Linked DNA regions of Mus musculus: region 2 is linked to region 1. Evidence: chromatin contacts called from ENCODE Hi-C or POLR2A ChIA-PET data. All regions are on one chromosome and are shown on one strand. The core of a region is the stretch at or near the end of the contact, and the rest is flanking DNA. Distances in the headings are between cores, read along the strand shown. Region 1 overlaps Gm36660 (a long non-coding RNA gene). Region 2 overlaps Zfp36l1 (zinc finger protein 36, C3H type-like 1).

Region 1 (4,367 bases), core at 1,608-4,107:
GTTGTCTTTCAAGTGACCTGGAATGAGACCTGAGTAGACTGAGGACCTATAGCTGGCAGATGACAGGCTGTCTGACTAGCGGCTATCAGTAACCAGGAGCTTCCCTGGGGGCCCAAGAGCTCTGCAGAGTCTCCAGGGAACCTGCTTGAGGAGGACTCCAGGGGATCTCCTTGAATACACGGTCTTCTCTTTCTCTCCCACTTCTTTCTTCCTGGGCTCCTTCTGGTGTCTCGAGCTTGACCTGTTAGAAAAGAGGACAGGTGTGGAGGAGGACACTGTGGGGATGACTCTGGCACATGCCCACACCAGTGATGAGACGTGGAGCGCAAAGACCCAGAAGGGACCGTCGAGAAACTGCATTGCCGAGGCACCAGTATTCCTGGGTATACAGCTGGACCCTGTGTGACTGCCCCAAATGTTCCCTGGATTCCTCATCTCTCTCCAGGGAGAGAGGAAGTTTTATTCCTGGTCCCAGTGACACCCTCTTCAGCTCATCTTATGGGTAGAGAAATGAGTGACTCCTGTGCTAAGGACTCTGGGAGAAGAGTCTGCCCTACTTAGTGCTTCCCTGGGGAGGAGGGGCCGGTAAGCAGAGACAGTGGCTGAATACGTGTGGCCACCCCAAAGGAAACCTCTCTCCTGGGCTCTTGCTATCTTCCTCTGAGATCATCGCCCATCTTCTTCAGTTCAGCTCCCTCTCCCTTTCTGTGTGTTTGCTAGACAATTTCTCACTCAAATATTCACTTCATAGCTCCGAAGTAGCTGGGCACTCTGCATGAACTTCATGTCATTGGTGAAGGTATTGTGGCTGTGCTCTAGCCATTGCGGCTATAGAGGGAACAGATCCTAGGACCTCCCTAAGAGTTCCGGAGTATTCTCTGGCTAAGGATAGATATCTGTCCGGCGGTGCTGATGACCTCATTGCTGGTTCTGTCTCCACTGTTGTTAGTGCTTGTCTCTGAGTGTCTTCTTGAGGGCTTGGGGGTCATCTATTCTGAACAGTCAGTGTCACTGTCAACCTCAGGTTGCCTTGGTGATGTTTCTTGGAGGCAGACTCAGAGCACTGAACTTGATTATAACTCAGGAATGCAACTTGGTTTTTAGCAGGGTCAAGTTTGGGTGGTAACGTGGCAGAGGTGGTGGGTTTCCCACCTATAACCCGTCTCCCCCTCTGGTTTTTTGAGACAGGGTTTTCCTCTGCAGTCCTGGCTGCCCTAGAATTCACTCTGTATACCAGACTGGCCTCAAACTCTAAAATCCGCCTGCCTCTGCCTCCCAAGTGCTGGGATTAAAGGCGTGTGCCACCGGGCTCAGAGGGTAAGGGCACTGACTGCTCTTCCGAAGGTCCTGAGTTCAAATCCCAGCAACCACATGTGAGCACAACCACCCATAATGAGATTTGATGCCCTTTTTTCTCTTGCTACTTCCCTCCACACTGAGTACTGGACACACTGATCGGTGGGATACCACCATCATAGCCTTTGTCCCTACTATTCCTTGCACCCAGAATATACTCATCTATCTGCTAAGTTCCTGACCAGTTTCCAAGTTAGAAATAAATTGCCCGAAGCTTTCCCCAGACCCTCACGGAGAGGTTAGTTGTGGTTATACACACTGACAGCCTTTTCATGGGAGATGGGGTTTTCATCTTGTTTTACTGTAGTTCATTACCGGCTCTCTGGTCTCAATCCCCTGACATACAGAAGGTGCTTAGTAAGGTCTTCTGCCAGCACATGGCTCTGTGTGACTACATAAATGAATATTCGGGTGGCGAGGTGAGAGAAGGAAACACAGATGCAACCCTTAAGGGGAAACTACACCATGCTTCTCCAGCTCTGACCCCTCGATTATGCCTAAGATGTTCCTCAAGGATGCTGTATCATCTCCTTGGCCCCTCTCAAGGACTGCTTCATTGACTGCTTGCACGTTCCGCAGGGACTTAATGATGGAGAAAGCTTAAGGACCAGGTCTGTGTTAAATCATGGTAAGAACGTCTTCACATTTATGGTGGAGATCAGAATCTCTCAAGATACTTCATGGAGGTGGGCTCTGGGGTGAGATGTTGGGAGAAGGACCTCAAGGATCAGGAAGTCATAGCAAGGAGTGAATTGAGGTGGGGTAGGATGATGGCAGAGGTTGTGGAGTGAGTGGATTTGGGGTGGAAATGCTTTATGAGGGTGTGAGAAAGCTGGTGTTCGGAAACTGATTCGGGTCTATGGTAGCTAAATATTGTCAGGGGCTTTGCAGTTAGAAGGAAATAAAGCAGGAAAGGCCCAGTATATGGTAGTTAACAGACTTGGGAGGGGCAGGAAGCAGCCACAGAGTTTAGGATTTGACTAGTTCCATCACACAGGGCCTGTAGCAGCTGGGAGGATCCGACGGTGCTCCCTCCCACTTCCTAAAGGCAAACCCCACGGGAACAGGGGTGATCTGGGCCCTGGCTTCTGAGCAGCCTTTTTCCCACCTTTCTTGTGGGCAGTTTATACACCAATGGCCCAGCGCACCCCAGGAGGGGTGAATGGGGATCCATTTGTTTTTCCAGAGTTTGACCTCTCAGTAAAACTCTTACCCCAAAAAGTGTGGGTTTAAGTGAAAGCGTAAATCAGCCCCTTTGAAATGCAGAAGCAGCTTGGGGAAGCCCCCTTTGATATGCAACTTGGAACCCGGGCACTTAAAACCTGGGTTAATTCTCTCACTTTATTGGAGGCAGAGAAAGGGAAGAGGAGGAAACCCAGGACCGCTCATTAAGTCTGGGGACTTGAAAAGCTTGGGGCAGGAGCCTGCGGCTGCAAAGACATCAGGAAAGCATAGCGGCCCTGGGAAAAGCGGCCCAGTCCCCAGGCACTCTAATCCTGGTTCCCACCCAGACTGATGAGACCCGAGGGTGGAGAAGAGAGGAGGGGGCAGGCAGCAAGGGGAGGGGCTCCGGAGGGTGGGCGCGCGCGGGGGTGGGGTGGGGTGGGGTGGGGGGTGTTACTACGGAAACGGGGAGGGCGCGGGATAGGAGAAAGCCAAGGGCTAAGTTGGCAATTTCCTGAAAAGAACTGAGAATGCCAGAGTGTGGGTCTCATTCACTGGGCAGCGTGTGCTTTCGTAGGTCCGGGGGCTGTGGCCCCTTGTGGGATCCAGGGCTGTGTGGTTTGCCTGTTACCTCCTGGCAGGGTCTGGGACCTTCATTAGAAACATCTGTGGCTTGCTGACCCCTGTCACAGGGCGGGTGGGGGAGGGGCTCCATAAGATTTTCAGACAGGGGTGCGGTCCTGAAGTTGCAAGGCTGTCCCCTACCGGGACTCCCAGAAGGGAGGAGAGGCCGGGGCTCTCCAAGACATATGATGCTGGTTTGGAGAGTGCTCATCCTGGATTTTCCAAGGTGTTTGCCACTGTCATCCCTGCTAGCTCAAATCTTAGGTATCTCAGGCTCGCTCTCCTGGGGCACTGCAGCTGCAGAAACTTTATTGGGGAGTGCTTAAAGTTCCCTAGTGGGCTGGCAGCTAGTCCTGAAGCCCACCCCCTCCCCCCAAGGCTGACCCAGGCACAGACTGTGCTGCTAAATGCCAATCTGATTGCCCCGCTCTTCCCATCTGCTGACTCCAGTTTGGTGGATGGGAGAGGTGAGAATGTAAAAGCTTGATCCTCCAGAGTGTTATTTCTGTCTGGGCTGAGGGAGAGGGTAGCTGATGCGTTCCTGCCAGCCCCTGATCTCCTCGTGACCTCTGGGCTCTGGATTCTGGAGAGCACATTAGTCCTGCACACGTACACACTACAGGCAGGGTCAGCATAGGATTAGCAGCAGCTGAGCCCTACGCCTCTCAGCATATGTCCCTGGTCCTCTCTCCTCATGAACTCAGGAACCCACTTCCATTTGAAGAACTTTACCTCCGTCTGGGGCCCCACCTGGATCACCCAGTTTCTTTCTTGTGTCATCAAATGGCTATAACCTTATTCCTCAATGGATTTCAGACCAGGACCCAAACAATGTAAACCACAGGCGTAACCAGCTTCAACCTCCTTTATCATAGGAGATGGAAGGAGGACAGGGGGACCATAATTGAACCCAGCTGTCTTTGGAGCTACTGCCCAGGTCTCAGGGTAATCACCTCTGTTTCTCTTCACTCAGATCCTGCCTTGAGTGGCCAAGAGGATGCAGCTCCCTCACCTGCTTCATTATAAACCAGCACAGGAATCTCAGGAGGCTCCTGGAGGCCAGCACACGAGCAACAGAAGCTGAATAGCCACTGGCGCAGAGCTATAGATGCCCAAGGACTCTTTTCTGCTATGGCCACAGAAGTGGGCTCTGAAAACAGGAAACCGGGCTCCTGAGTGTTGACTTGGAGATAGAGCAGAGGGGAGATGAAGACACCGGAGGC
Region 2 (4,529 bases), core at 1,979-4,478, 86 kb before region 1:
GAGAATTTTCCTGTCTGTTTTGGGGAGCTAAGAGATAATGCGACGAAGAAAGAGGCCGACTTAAGGTTCAAAAAGATGTAGGCAAAGCGACTTTGTAGTGGAGTTTGTCCGCCCCAGCTGGGCTAGGTTCCCGCTGCGGGAGCTGGTCGATCGTGCTGCAAACTTGGGGCTGAAACTGTTTGCTTACCTGGGTTGTGAGGCACTACGGTTCGTTGACTAAGGAATAGGGGAACAAAATGCTGCCAGACCTCAAGTTCCCGCCAGTTAGGATTTAAGAGGGCCAAAATGGGGCAGTTTGCCAGTCAGGTTTTTGAAAAACAAAACAGAAAAAAACTTTTAAAACCGTAATGTTCCAGGAGTGCGATTGAAATAACTCCGTGAATGTTGTTAATTTTTTGCCCGCTCTACTTCCCCCAACCCCCCAATTTGAAAGGATGAAGCTGCTAGGCTACTTTTAATTGCTGAACTGTTTTTGCCTTCCCTTAAACACGTCGGGTCATGTTGCTCTCTTCCTAGCTCGCTGCTCCTGTCGGTGCAGCTGCCAAGGCCCCGGGGCTGCAGGGTTGGGGTGCAGGGCCGTGCTGGAGTTGAAGAGCAACATCAAAAACTTTGCATTTTCGGCTTCTTTCCCTCCCTGCGTTTTTCCAAGTCTGTTTGCCCTGGCGGCAGCCTGAGCTAGCCAACTCCATCCTGGGCCCCGCTGCCCCGCTCTTTGATCTATTTCTCTTTCTTTTGCCCCCTCCCCCCGCAGGACTTTTTAAATGAACCTCATTGTTGGAAGCGGCTCTCCTCTGGGTTCCTGTAATCCGCTCGGTGGGGTGGTTGCGGTTACAGGGTTACCGATTCCCGATCCCCTGCTGCGGATCCTAAGGGACTAACTTTAGAATTTGCACAATGACACACACCCACATGTGTCAGGGGCCTGGAGATAACTTTCAAGTCTCCCACCCCCACTCTTTTCTAAATCTTAGGTAGTTTGGGCAGGTGACTAGGGCTTGTGGCAGCCTCTGTCCTTGCTCACTCACACACCCCCGCCCCCAATTGACTGAGTCGGGGAGTGTGAGCGTGCTGGTGCTTTCCTTCTCGTCTGCAGCTTTGGTTCAAGATTAAACACTGGTGCTCTTATCCAGAGCTCTCTCGCAGCCAGGAAACCAAGTGCAAAGGCATCTTCCTAGTGAAGGGGGTGGAGAATGCTGGGAGAAAATCCCTCCCAGGGTGTGGGATACCTACCCTTCCCGAACCTTGTGTTTTCAGACACTATATCCCTCTACCCACATCCCAGACTAGGCCCTTCCACAAGCAAGGAAAAAGCACAGTTTGAAAACCTGTTGCCAAAGGAAGGGCACACTTGTGGAAGAGGAAATGGTGGAGAGTGTGGGGCCAGATTTTGTGGGGGTGGGGGTGGCGGGGGGGGGGGGGCGGGTAAGCAGGGACTGATTGAGAGAGGATTTGGCTCATCCTTCCAAACTTCTAAACTAGGTTTACCTGATTCTTTTAGGGGGAGGGAAATGAAAAGGGACTGTCTTGTGTGAAAGGCTCTCTGAGTTGAGGAATGTATAAACGGGGCCCGGATTTTAGAGGGGGGAAAATTAGCTTTAGGGACAGGAGGAAGCTACATATCGGGTCAGCACGGGGCGGGATGAATACATAACTTTTTCTTCCACACACGGCAGGATTTTGCGGTTTCTTATGAGCAGTGCCAAAATAAATCCAGGTGGCTCCTTTTAGAGAGACTGGCCTATCAGATGGAGAGGTGCTGTCCTTTGTGGACACCATGCCCTGGCCTCGTGGATGTCCTCAGTCACTCATCCGTCCCTTTCTTTCCCTCCCCTCCCAGGGTAACAAGATGCTCAACTACAGCACTCCCAGCGCTGGGGGCTGCCTGCTGGACAGGAAGGCAGTGGGCACCCCTGCTGGCGGGGGCTTCCCTCGCAGGCACTCGGTCACTCTGCCCAGCTCCAAGTTCCATCAGAACCAGCTTCTCAGCAGCCTTAAGGGTGAGCCGGCCCCGTCCCTGAGCTCACGCGACAGCCGCTTTCGAGACCGCTCTTTCTCCGAAGGGGGCGAGCGGCTGCTGCCCACCCAGAAGCAGCCTGGGAGCGGCCAGGTCAACTCCAGCCGCTACAAGACGGAGCTGTGCCGTCCCTTCGAAGAAAACGGTGCCTGTAAGTACGGGGACAAGTGCCAGTTCGCGCATGGCATCCACGAGCTCCGCAGCCTGACCCGCCACCCCAAGTACAAGACGGAGCTGTGCCGCACCTTCCACACCATCGGCTTTTGCCCGTACGGGCCCCGCTGCCACTTCATTCATAACGCCGAGGAGCGACGCGCCCTGGCGGGGGGCCGAGACCTCTCCGCTGACCGTCCCCGCCTCCAGCATAGCTTTAGCTTTGCTGGGTTTCCCAGTGCCGCTGCCACCGCCGCTGCCACGGGGCTGCTGGACAGCCCCACATCCATCACCCCACCCCCTATCCTGAGCGCCGATGACCTCTTGGGCTCACCTACTCTGCCCGATGGCACCAATAACCCCTTCGCCTTTTCCAGCCAGGAGCTGGCGAGCCTCTTTGCTCCTAGCATGGGGCTGCCTGGGGGAGGCTCCCCCACCACTTTCCTCTTCCGGCCCATGTCCGAATCCCCTCACATGTTTGACTCTCCCCCCAGCCCTCAGGATTCTCTCTCGGACCACGAGGGCTATCTGAGCAGCTCCAGCTCCAGCCACAGTGGCTCAGACTCCCCTACCTTGGACAACTCAAGACGCCTGCCCATTTTCAGCAGACTCTCCATCTCAGATGACTAAGCCAGGGTAGGGAGGGACCCCCCCCCATGCCTCCTTCACCTCTCCACCCCATCTCTTCCCTTCACCTCCCCACCCCCTAACTTTCCCTCAAACCCCACATTGATACATTTAAGCTCAGCCCCTTTCCCAGAACAACCTTGGTATGTTACCCTCCCCCCACATAAGGACAAGTCAATTTGTTGGTAGCTTCTGGCTTGAAACCCTCTCCCTCCATTTCATAGCCCACTTAACCACGCATAACAGAGTTCCATCTTTTGTCAGTAGATGCCTTTTTTTACCCCCCCCCACCCCCCCCGGCTTAAGCCTTAAGTGCCAAATCACAAAAGAAAAAAAGCAGTAACCGTTTACAGAAGCAACTTAGTGCCTTGTAATCTAACTTTGTCACTGTGACTACATTACCTCTTCAACGCCAGGGGGCACCCGTGGGCCTCCCAGAGCCTCTGCCCGTGGGGTTGGGGGTGGGGGTGGGGTGACCCGCAACCAGCAGCTCCCCCAGCTGGCCACACAAGTGCACCTTTCTTTCGGTCTCCCGCACACTCTTCCTCTTCCTTATAGTTACTCACCTCCCTCAGAGAGTTGTTGCTGGACTTGGGGTTTTTTTGGGGGGAGGGGTCTATTTTGACTTTCAAAACCTTTTACTTCCCAGCCCGAACCCCTGTTGACTAATCTTGCCTGGGTTTGTGTAGGTCTCCAGGGACAAAGGTTGAACAAGTTGGACGAAGGTTTTGACATAAGTGGGACTTCGTGATTTAATTTCTTTCTTTCTTTTCTTTTTTTTTTAAGTGGGGAGGAAGGGGAAACTAGATGGACTATGAGAGACTTGATTTTGGTGCTAAAGTTCCCCAATTCATATGTGACATCTTAAAAATGACAACAAATGAGAGAAAAGCTAAAAACAACAAAAAAAAACATGTAAGGGGTGAGCAGTTAATGGTCTGCATTCCACATACAATATCTGTGTAAAACGATTTCCTGTAGAAGTAGCTTTAATGGATTTTGCTCTAGAATACCTTAGGTCTACCTTAGAGCCCCCACACAATGCTTTTTTCCCTGGGTTTAAACTTCATCTAACTTTCAGAAATTGGAGAGCAAAAATGTTGCTTATCACTGCACATCAATATAAAAAAGCTTATTTAACTTATCAAAACGTATTTATTGCCAAACTATGCTTTTTTTGTTAATTTTGTTCATATTTATCGGGATGACAAATCCATAGAATATATTCTTTTATGTTAAATTATGATCTTCATATTAATCTTAAAATTTTGTGACGTGTCTTTCCTTTTTTCCACAGTTTTAATATATTATTCTTCAACAACATTTTTGTAACTTTACACTTTTTTTGGTTATTTTATTTTAAAAAAATGAAAAATTAATTTAAAAAAATGCAAAAAACTGTTGGATTATTTATTTTAGAAATTCTCCCCTTTGTGTTGGACTGCAAATTGAGTTTCTTTCTCCTTAGGCCTTTCACAGGTAGGACTGAGAATGTATGTATAAGTTCTGTGACAGTACAGAAGGAAAACCACCATTTTATGTATAGCTTCTAAAAGGGAAAACAAAAAAAGAGAAAAACCCTTTGAATTCCATGTGCCCATCTCAAGACATTCCGCTCGCAGATTTGTGGTTCTGGATTCCAGGTTGGAGTTTTCCAATGTTGACATAAACAACTGGCGCACACACATAAAGATGAATGTAATTATTATTCCTCTTGCTGGTCACTACCGTCGCT

Evidence for each region. A loop is a pair of places that touch in the nucleus more often than their neighbours do. ChIA-PET counts read pairs that join two places held with the same protein, here RNA polymerase II (POLR2A).
Region 2: a loop to region 1 is called in a map of heart, with 2.4 times the contacts of the local background. The contact joins two enhancer-like sites. A Hi-C loop is called at or near these places in 6 of 37 maps with a recorded cell type or tissue (adrenal gland, gastrocnemius, heart and 1 more). POLR2A ChIA-PET finds 5 or more read pairs at or near these places in 3 of 5 experiments (all embryonic stem cell).

Annotation. Positions count from the first base shown.
Region 1 is chr12:80,021,705-80,026,071 of GRCm38, reverse strand. It overlaps Gm36660 (a long non-coding RNA gene), which reads left to right. Exons shown (of 4, transcript XR_872852.1): 4 at 4,118-4,367. Gm36834 (a long non-coding RNA gene) reads right to left here. Exons shown (of 5, transcript XR_381742.3): 2 at 142-241. Among named protein-coding and RNA genes, the nearest start is that of Gm36834, 4.3 kb to the right of the region's middle. Within about 2 kb of position 2,857, at least 2 of the 3 ENCODE cell types and tissues checked have a DNase peak (open chromatin) inside an H3K27ac peak, as active enhancers do; they include gastrocnemius and heart, where a contact is called at or near this core.
Region 2 is chr12:80,107,857-80,112,385 of GRCm38, reverse strand. It overlaps Zfp36l1 (zinc finger protein 36, C3H type-like 1), which reads left to right. Exons shown (of 2, transcript NM_007564.5): 2 at 1,838-4,529. The coding sequence ends at 2,797. Among named protein-coding and RNA genes, the nearest start is that of Zfp36l1, 2.9 kb to the left of the region's middle. Within about 2 kb of position 3,228, at least 2 of the 3 ENCODE cell types and tissues checked have a DNase peak (open chromatin) inside an H3K27ac peak, as active enhancers do; they include gastrocnemius and heart, where a contact is called at or near this core.